Linked DNA regions of Homo sapiens: region 1 is linked to region 2. A link is a loop called in an ENCODE intact Hi-C map of the cell type or tissue named here. Cell type or tissue: dorsolateral prefrontal cortex. All regions are shown on one strand. Links, peaks and the distances in the headings refer to the core of each region. The heading gives the core; the rest is flanking DNA.

Region 1 (4,399 bases), core at 199-4,198, 150 kb before region 2:
TTTCTTTTTAATTTTTTTTTTTTGAGATGGAGTTTCGCTCTTGCTGCCCAGACTGGAGTGCAGTGGCACGATCTCAGCTCACTGCAACCTCCGCCTCATGGGTTCAAGTGATTATCCTGCCTCAGCCTACCGAGTAGCTGGGATTATAGGCAGCCGCCACCACACCAGGCTGATTTTTGTATTTTTAGTAGAGACGGGGTTTCACTACATTGGCCAGGCTGGTCTCGAACTCCTGACCTCAGGTGATCCTCCTGCCTTGGCCTCCCAAAGTGCTAGGATTACAGGCATGAGCCACTGCGCCTGATCTCTCTTTCTTTTTACGAGAAAATGACTGGTTTTGTAGTACAGACTGTTTGGTTCATAAGGAAATAAGGTTAGAGGAGGCTAATGGCTTATCCAATGTAATAGAGCTAGTTTGTGGCAGAGATGGAAACATAACCCAGGTTTTCTGGCCCCCAATATATAATGTAAAAGCTGTTGCTACCTCCTCCCTTATTTGGATAGAAATCAGAGGGAGAGTGGGAGAGAGTTCATGAAGTGTGTAATAATACAGAGCATCATAGATTCTGCATTGTAAGAAAAGTTGAATATCTTATCTAGTATTTCCCAACAGTAGCTTCATATAAGACTCACCTGAGGCAACTGTGAAAATTAACATTTTCCTGGACCATCTACTGAATGAGACACTCCAGGTGAATCTGCATGCTTAATATGAATCTCTGCATGTTGTTATACAGCCACAGATTCTCATTCAGAAATCGCTTTATGTAGCCCAATTTTGTATTCCATGTGTGAAACCTCTCCACATAATTCATGCTTTTATCCTGTATGTGTTTAACTCTAACCTCTAAGCTTTAAACAGTTCATTCCCTTAAGTCATTTTTTTGTGTAAGGTTTGCACATTACAATGTGAAACAAGTTTCCAGAAACTAATGACTTACAGTATTAAATATATATATATACAAATTATGTTGGTATGATAAAAGAACTTTTGTTCTTGGGGACTTTATAGTCACTGTCTTCTTTGGGATGCAGGAAAGGATTATCAGAAAATTTGTGTGTGTGTGTGTGTATGTGTGTATGTGTGTGTGTGTGTGTACAGAATGGGAGAAAGGGTAGCCTCAAGAATATCCTCATTTCAGGGCTCTGGGAGGAGCTTGGAGTGCTCAGGGGATGCCCCGCTTTGGCACTAAGTGTGAAGGCAGGGAATGTCCCGCTGAAAGAAGCCAGCCGTGATCACTGGCAGGGAGAGCAATAAAAACAGAGACTTTGTTCTCAAAAGCTTGCTGAAAGTATAACATTGGACCATTGAGACAGCTCAGTCTCTCACACACACTCCCACTGGGCTTTGCCAAGGTGCAGGAAGGCCTTGCTCAGCCTAGCACACAGAGAATTGCTCCCTCTGAAAGGAACCAAGTAGCTCGCAGACAGTAATAAAGTTCTTGAAAGAGTGTGCCAAAGGAAAGTTTTTAATCTTTAATTTGTTTACAACTTAAATCCAGGGTTTATCAGCAAATATGATTTGGAGGCACTCAGGATTAAGTGGGTATTTTTTTTCTTTCAAAGTCATACGAAGCTCGAAGGATACCAGCAGCTCCAAGAATATCATTTTCTCTGGAATTCTTGACTCTGGAAAAGATATCAATGAAAGACATCATAGTTATAAAGCTGTAACCTATAGCCATGAAAGAAGGCTTCCAAAATACTCCTGGTGGTTAGGAGAGCTATGCACATGACCGTTGTGGCAAATAGTATGAATTTAACTCTGGAGTCCCTAAATCCCTAGTTTTCGAGATAGTCTAATTATTGAATAAATGAATGTATGATCTAATGAATGAATGGATGGAAAATAGTCACCTGCCTGATGATAGTGCCTGAAAAGCAACCAATAAGAAACAACACATCCAAAATCTTCACAAGGAGGAGAAATTATTGATTCTTTGATTTATTCATCAAAAGTTTACCAAGCACTTACTATGAACCAGATTCTGTGATGACCACTGGGAGTATCTGTCTCAGTAGTTCTCAGACTTGAATGTGCATCAGAAATACTTGAAGGGCTCATTAAAACAGATTGCTGGCCCCACCCCTAAAGTCTCTGACTTATTAAGTCTGGAGGGATGCTCAAGAGTATCCATTCCTAACAATTGCCCAAGAGATGCTGATAGGCAAGGGACCAGACTTCTAGAACGGCAGGTTGTTCATACGGGAAGGAACATGTAAATGTTTATAATGCATAGTAATAAGTGGTAAGTGCCATGAAGTGTGTTGGGAGAGCACAGAAGAGGGGCACTTTATTCAGCTTTGGGATGAGGGGACAAGGGGAAGAGGTCACCAAAGGCTTTCCAGAAGTGGTGACACCTCAGGTGAGTCTTGGAAGTTGAGTGAGAGTTCCCATCAGGGGAGGAAGAATTGAGAAGATACTCTGGATGGAAGAAATAGCATGTATGAAAACAGAGAGGTGAGAAGTAGCATGGTGATTTTAGAGAACTGCAAGTAATTTTTGGCAAGAGTTGGAGTGGATAACAAGTTTCCACTTATAACATCTAGTACAGGCTTGCCACAAAAGAGGCACTCAATAATGTGTAAATGAATGAAATGTTATAGCACTATGCTAGGGACTATGGGAACTCCAGGATAACATGTGGTCCTAGGCTCAACCCTCGAGAAGCTGTCAAAACTGTTTTGGGGAGGAGACATGGTGCTTTCAAAGTGAAGCAGTAATTCCCCAGAGACCACAATGTGGTAGACAGCAGCCAGGGAGGCTGCCTGGATCACAGTGATTTCTTCTCTCTTCTGGAAATGATACTTAGCCTAAGGTTTGCAGACAGAGTTTAGGTTAAGTGATTCTACCTCATGCCATCCCAGAGTTTTCTGGAGATAGGTATCTGAAGCAAGTAGGTAAATCAGAGTACTTCCCTACAATTATTTGAAATGAAATGGAGAAGAAAATCTGAAACCTCCTCTAGTGAACAGCCTGTGGGTATATAAACAGCACAGGAACTGTTTGTCACCATGTCTCCCAGAAGAAGCTGAGAGAAAGAAGGTTCTATGCCAATGGAAGCAAAGATGAGAGAGGGACAGAGCACTGGCAGCACTCTGAGTCTGAGTCTCTGATTCCAAATGTCCCTAAGGCCCAGCTGCCCTTGATCTTCCCACCTTTTCTTAGTAGATTAAATTCCTCAAGGGCCTTCCGGTAAATTTCCCTTTTGGCCTCAGCCAGATCAAATTGAATTTCTGTCACTTGCAATCAAATCAGCTGTGACTGCTATAGTCAGCAATCACTCAGGATTCAATGCATGAAAACGACACTGAAAGGACCTATAATCCATGTGCTAAACCTGTAGTAGAAGTGGCGTGGGTGCAGTGGGACTTGAGCTAGCATCGGGACACCTGGGCAGGACTCGGCCAAAGAAAAGTGAATGGAGGCCCTACCAAATAAAGAGAATAGCTTAAAAGAAAGTGCTGTGTTAGAAATAAACATGGTTTCCAATGCTGGGGGATAGGCCTGCCGGCTGGACAATGGCTTCTTTCTGGGGTAAGTATGAAGAAGCATCAGATATGAAGGAGCTTGCATGCTAGGCTCAGACGATTGGACTTTCACTTGAAAGTCTGGAAGGACAAACGGAAGAAAGTGGTGTTTTTCAAGAGCATGAATCTCATGACAGTTTTTTTTTTTTTTCCTGGGGAGAGTTCTCTCTCAGTCTCTCTTTCTTTCTGAGAAGAGGTGTTCTTACAGAGAATGCTCATCGCCAGACTTCTCAGGAATTGCTAGGAACTGGGTGTGGGCAGCAGGGCTCACCCTGAGACAGTTTACCCTAACCCAGAGGAGCCGAGAATGGCAGTGTGGAACATGGCCACAGAGAGCATAGCAGCCGCCAGGTGAGGTAGTGGGCAGAGCACTGGGCTGGGATTCAGAAGCTCTGTCCTTACACAAGTCACTTGCCTCATTGAACCACACTTTTCTAATCTGTAATATGGGAATAGTAATCCCCACTTTGTTTTTCTCACAGAGTGGCCATACAGAGAATTAAGATCATATGTATGTAAGAACTTTCTGCATTGCAAAGAATTGGCAAAAGGTTGTGAATACTGCAGCGTGATTTAACTGTTTATTTCAGAAAATCTGTGACAGAGCTTGCCTAAGTCATCACTAGTAGCGTACTTTTATTGGATGGGTGTGGTATTTCCCAAGCAGCCATCTCAGTTTAGGGAGACTGCTTTCCACTACATTTTCTGGGCAGGCCCATCTTTGTAAGGCTTTTCTCTTTTTTTAGATCAGACATGCTGCAATTACAAATTACTTTCAAGACATTTTAAATCAACTGGGAAAGTATGCACGTGCCCTGGTCCATGGAGACCACGTTTGCTCATCATGTTGTCTCCTCATTATTAATCC
Region 2 (4,399 bases), core at 137-4,136:
TTTGGACTTACTGCACTTAGGAAACAACAGGATTGCAGTCATTCAGGAAGGTGCCTTTACAAACCTGACCAGTTTACGCAGACTTTATCTGAATGGCAATTACCTTGAAGTGCTGTACCCTTCTATGTTTGATGGACTGCAGAGCTTGCAATATCTCTATTTAGAGTATAATGTCATTAAGGAAATTAAGCCTCTGACCTTTGATGCTTTGATTAACCTACAGCTACTGTTTCTGAACAACAACCTTCTTCGGTCCTTACCTGATAATATATTTGGGGGGACGGCCCTAACCAGGCTGAATCTGAGAAACAACCATTTTTCTCACCTGCCCGTGAAAGGGGTTCTGGATCAGCTCCCGGCTTTCATCCAGATAGATCTGCAGGAGAACCCCTGGGACTGTACCTGTGACATCATGGGGCTGAAAGACTGGACAGAACATGCCAATTCCCCTGTCATCATTAATGAGGTGACTTGCGAATCTCCTGCTAAGCATGCAGGGGAGATACTAAAATTTCTGGGGAGGGAGGCTATCTGTCCAGACAGCCCAAACTTGTCAGATGGAACCGTCTTGTCAATGAATCACAATACAGACACACCTCGGTCGCTTAGTGTGTCTCCTAGTTCCTATCCTGAACTACACACTGAAGTTCCACTGTCTGTCTTAATTCTGGGATTGCTTGTTGTTTTCATCTTATCTGTCTGTTTTGGGGCTGGTTTATTCGTCTTTGTCTTGAAACGCCGAAAGGGAGTGCCGAGCGTTCCCAGGAATACCAACAACTTAGACGTAAGCTCCTTTCAATTACAGTATGGGTCTTACAACACTGAGACTCACGATAAAACAGACGGCCATGTCTACAACTATATCCCCCCACCTGTGGGTCAGATGTGCCAAAACCCCATCTACATGCAGAAGGAAGGAGACCCAGTAGCCTATTACCGAAACCTGCAAGAGTTCAGCTATAGCAACCTGGAGGAGAAAAAAGAAGAGCCAGCCACACCTGCTTACACAATAAGTGCCACTGAGCTGCTAGAAAAGCAGGCCACACCAAGAGAGCCTGAGCTGCTGTATCAAAATATTGCTGAGCGAGTCAAGGAACTTCCCAGCGCAGGCCTAGTCCACTATAACTTTTGTACCTTACCTAAAAGGCAGTTTGCCCCTTCCTATGAATCTCGACGCCAAAACCAAGACAGAATCAATAAAACCGTTTTATATGGAACTCCCAGGAAATGCTTTGTGGGGCAGTCAAAACCCAACCACCCTTTACTGCAAGCTAAGCCGCAATCAGAACCGGACTACCTCGAAGTTCTGGAAAAACAAACTGCAATCAGTCAGCTGTGAAGGGAAATCATTTACAACCCTAAGGCATCAGAGGATGCTGCTCCGAACTGTTGGAAACAAGGACATTAGCTTTTGTGTTTGTTTTTGTTCTCCCTTTCCCAGTGTTAATGGGGGACTTTGAAAATGTTTGGGAGATAGGATGAAGTCATGATTTTGCTTTTGCAAGTTTTCCTTTAAATTATTTCTCTCTCGCTCTCCTCCCCTCCTTTTTTTTTTTTTTTTTTTTTTCTTTTTCCCTTCTCTTCTTAGGAACCATCAGTGGACATGAATGTTTCTACAATGCATTTCTTCATAGATTTTGTTTATGGTTTTGTTTCTTTTTTCTTCTTTGTTTTTCAGTGTGGGAGTGGGAAGAGGAGATTATAGTGACTGAAGAAAGAATAGGCAAACTTTTCAAATGAAAATGGATATTTAGTGTATTTTGTAGAAGATCTCCAAAGATCTTTTGTGACTACAACTTCTTTTGTAAATAATGATATATGGTATTTCCATCGTCAGTTACCGAGTATAGCCACTGGGTATCACTACTTTGTGTTAAAGTGCCTTCGCACTTTAAGTACATTACTTAAATGTTGCTTTTAGCTTTGATAAATTGAAAATATTTTAATGTGTTGTATTTTTGAAATTGAAAACACTGTAAAATAGATTGATGTGTCAGCTATATTAAGTCAACGTACAGTTTGCTTGAGTTATAGAAACCAGCCTGTCATCAAATGATTCTAGTTCTAGGACTTTGTAGGCTTAACTATAAAATATTTCCTTTCCTCTGGGTTTAAGTGATTTTATTTAAGTCAACTAAGGGGATTTAACAGTGGACTAGAGGTAATAAGCCACCTCAGTCAGGATTAATAATTCATTAATAAAATATATTTAACCCAATATCAGAGTGAATTGAGCAATTAATGCCCTTCCATAAATCATTATTTTACACTAACATGGTGAGTGTTTTAGATTATTTTCCTAATTAAAAGAACGTGACACAGCTAGTAATATATTTTTCTGCATTGAATTAGATATTTTTATATATTTAAATGAAAAAGTCTGTATTTCTAACTTTTTAATTGAAATTAATATTTTTTCTGCCTATTGAAACATTTTCTATAAACACACACCAGTAGAGGCCGCCACACACCTCATTTAACAAAGACATATGAGCCATTAAAGACCTCGAAGGAAGACTTCATGGGTGAGATTAAAACTTCCCAAGTAAGTTCTCTGCAAAATTCAAGGTAGCAGAGATAAAAATGTATCCATTACTCTATTTATTTTAGATCACGGGTTAGACTCATAATCCTTCTCAAGTTTAACACTTTCTGACAAAACAGCATTTTCCTCTTGAGTTTAATTGAAGCATTAATGGGGTGCTATCAAATCAAGTACTATTTGCGTCTCCAAATCGATTAATAGTTACCTAAACCAAGACATTAAGCATCTTTTTCCTTCTGCCTTCTTTAGGCTTGTGTTACTTGAAGTTTTCCTTGTCAGCTTGAGCAAGACTTTCATTTTGGTGTTAGCATTAAAATGATTTTAATTAGCCAAGTCTATATAACATTTATGAAGCCTTATTAGACTGTAAATAATTTTAGATGCAAACGTGATTGTGTGATTTAAACAAACAGCCCTTCTTTACAACAAAAAATAGTTTTGTTTTGTCTATTGTAAATCCTTATGCAACTGGGATGGTGATCTGCATATAAAGTAGTTCAGCTTTTCAATTCCTTATTAAAGCAAGCGATGGCGTCTGAAAGAAGCACACTGTTTCCTTTTCATAAATAGGTTACTGCACATAATAATCCTTTATCGTCATGTGGAGATTGAAGTGGATACTGATAACTTACTTTTAAAGCTTTAAAATTACCAATAGTATATTGTCTGTCACTATAAACAATTCATGTGATAGGCTTTCAATTAGAAATTCCTTAAATCCAAATTATTTGGATTAATGATTACTGGTGTAAAATAGTTGTTTGTAAAAACAATAGAAGGTAATTGTGTGTATATAATAACGTAAAGGGCATTGAAGAGAAACATATCTTTAACAACATAAAATCTCTGAATATCTACAGTGGCAAGCTAACATGCTCATTCTTTGATTAGAGGTGATAATTCCTATTTCGATCCATTAGAAGAAAGTTGAAAATGGTGGGCTGAAATGATCTTCAAGAAAGTTAATGTACAGATATTTTACATTTCACAGAAGAGGAACTAGAATATTATGCTAGTTGAATGTGGAGAAGACTCCTGGAAACCACTTCATCTTTGAGTGAAGTATTTATATATAAAAGAGTTTCAAAAATCCTTTTCTGACTGCTCTCATTTGATGCAATGATAAATACAGAATACAGAGGTAGGTATTTTGGGAAGTGATTGTGAAGGCAAATTTGCATATATATTCTGTTAAGATCATTTTCAGGCTTAAATTATATGACTAGAGGCTCTTGATGCAGTGATTCCACTTCAGTGTTCATTTTTATTTTTCTGAAAGTAAAGATACTCCTGTAAAATGCCATTGTCCATAGAAAAAATATTAACTCATTAAGTTTAAAGACAGATGATACCTTAATATTAACTTACTTACACGATTTTAAAGACGCCTACTGAGAGAACTCAAATTTATAAACTCTGTTGCCTAATAATTATGGTTTAATTCTATATCCTCTTGCTTGTTACAGTTATACTTAATTTGCAGTAGATTTTTAAATGAAATTATTTGAATGTATTCCAGACTATTTTATTTAAAATCATCATACATCATATACTTTGAACCTTTATTTTCTAATGCAATCATAAACATTTTAAGTTTTATTAACTCACTAGCATCCCCACTGACTATATTCTGTTTTGCTTTATCTGCTCAAGCACTTTCGACCATATTTTATTTTAGGATTTTTATTTTTATCTTCCACAGCTGGATATTGCTATTTCACTTTTATTTCACATGCAGCTTTAAGACGTATGAGCATCAGCACAGCAAAATGGTTCCAGCCTACAGAATGCAGTCTCCCAGGGCCCTGCCAAGAACATATCTGTATGTCTGGCCCTACAAATGACAAATGGTAA

The links. Hi-C counts contacts between places; a loop is a spot of excess contacts. Peaks named below come from ENCODE experiments on the same cell type or tissue, not always from the same donor. Only the 100,000 strongest peaks of a DNase experiment are listed, where the experiment ranks them.
Region 1: it touches region 2 in a loop (2.6-fold over the local background); 1 of 110 quality-filtered maps calls a loop at or near these places.

What each region holds. Positions count from the first base shown.
Region 1 is chrX:145,672,752-145,677,150 of GRCh38, forward strand. No RefSeq gene overlaps it. Among named protein-coding and RNA genes, the nearest start is that of SLITRK2, 140 kb to the right of the region's middle. In dorsolateral prefrontal cortex, for the core only: no CTCF peak of the experiment used is centred there; no DNase peak of the experiment used is centred there; H3K27me3 peaks cover 3,870 bases.
Region 2 is chrX:145,823,625-145,828,023 of GRCh38, forward strand. It overlaps SLITRK2 (SLIT and NTRK like family member 2), which reads left to right. Exons shown (of 5, transcript NM_032539.5): 5 at 1-4,399. The coding sequence ends at 1,339. Among named protein-coding and RNA genes, the nearest start is that of SLITRK2, 8.0 kb to the left of the region's middle. In dorsolateral prefrontal cortex, for the core only: a CTCF peak has its summit at 2,446 (motif pointing right); a DNase peak (open chromatin) is centred at 2,462; H3K4me3 peaks cover 3,587 bases; H3K27ac peaks cover 3,730 bases; H3K27me3 peaks cover 2,359 bases.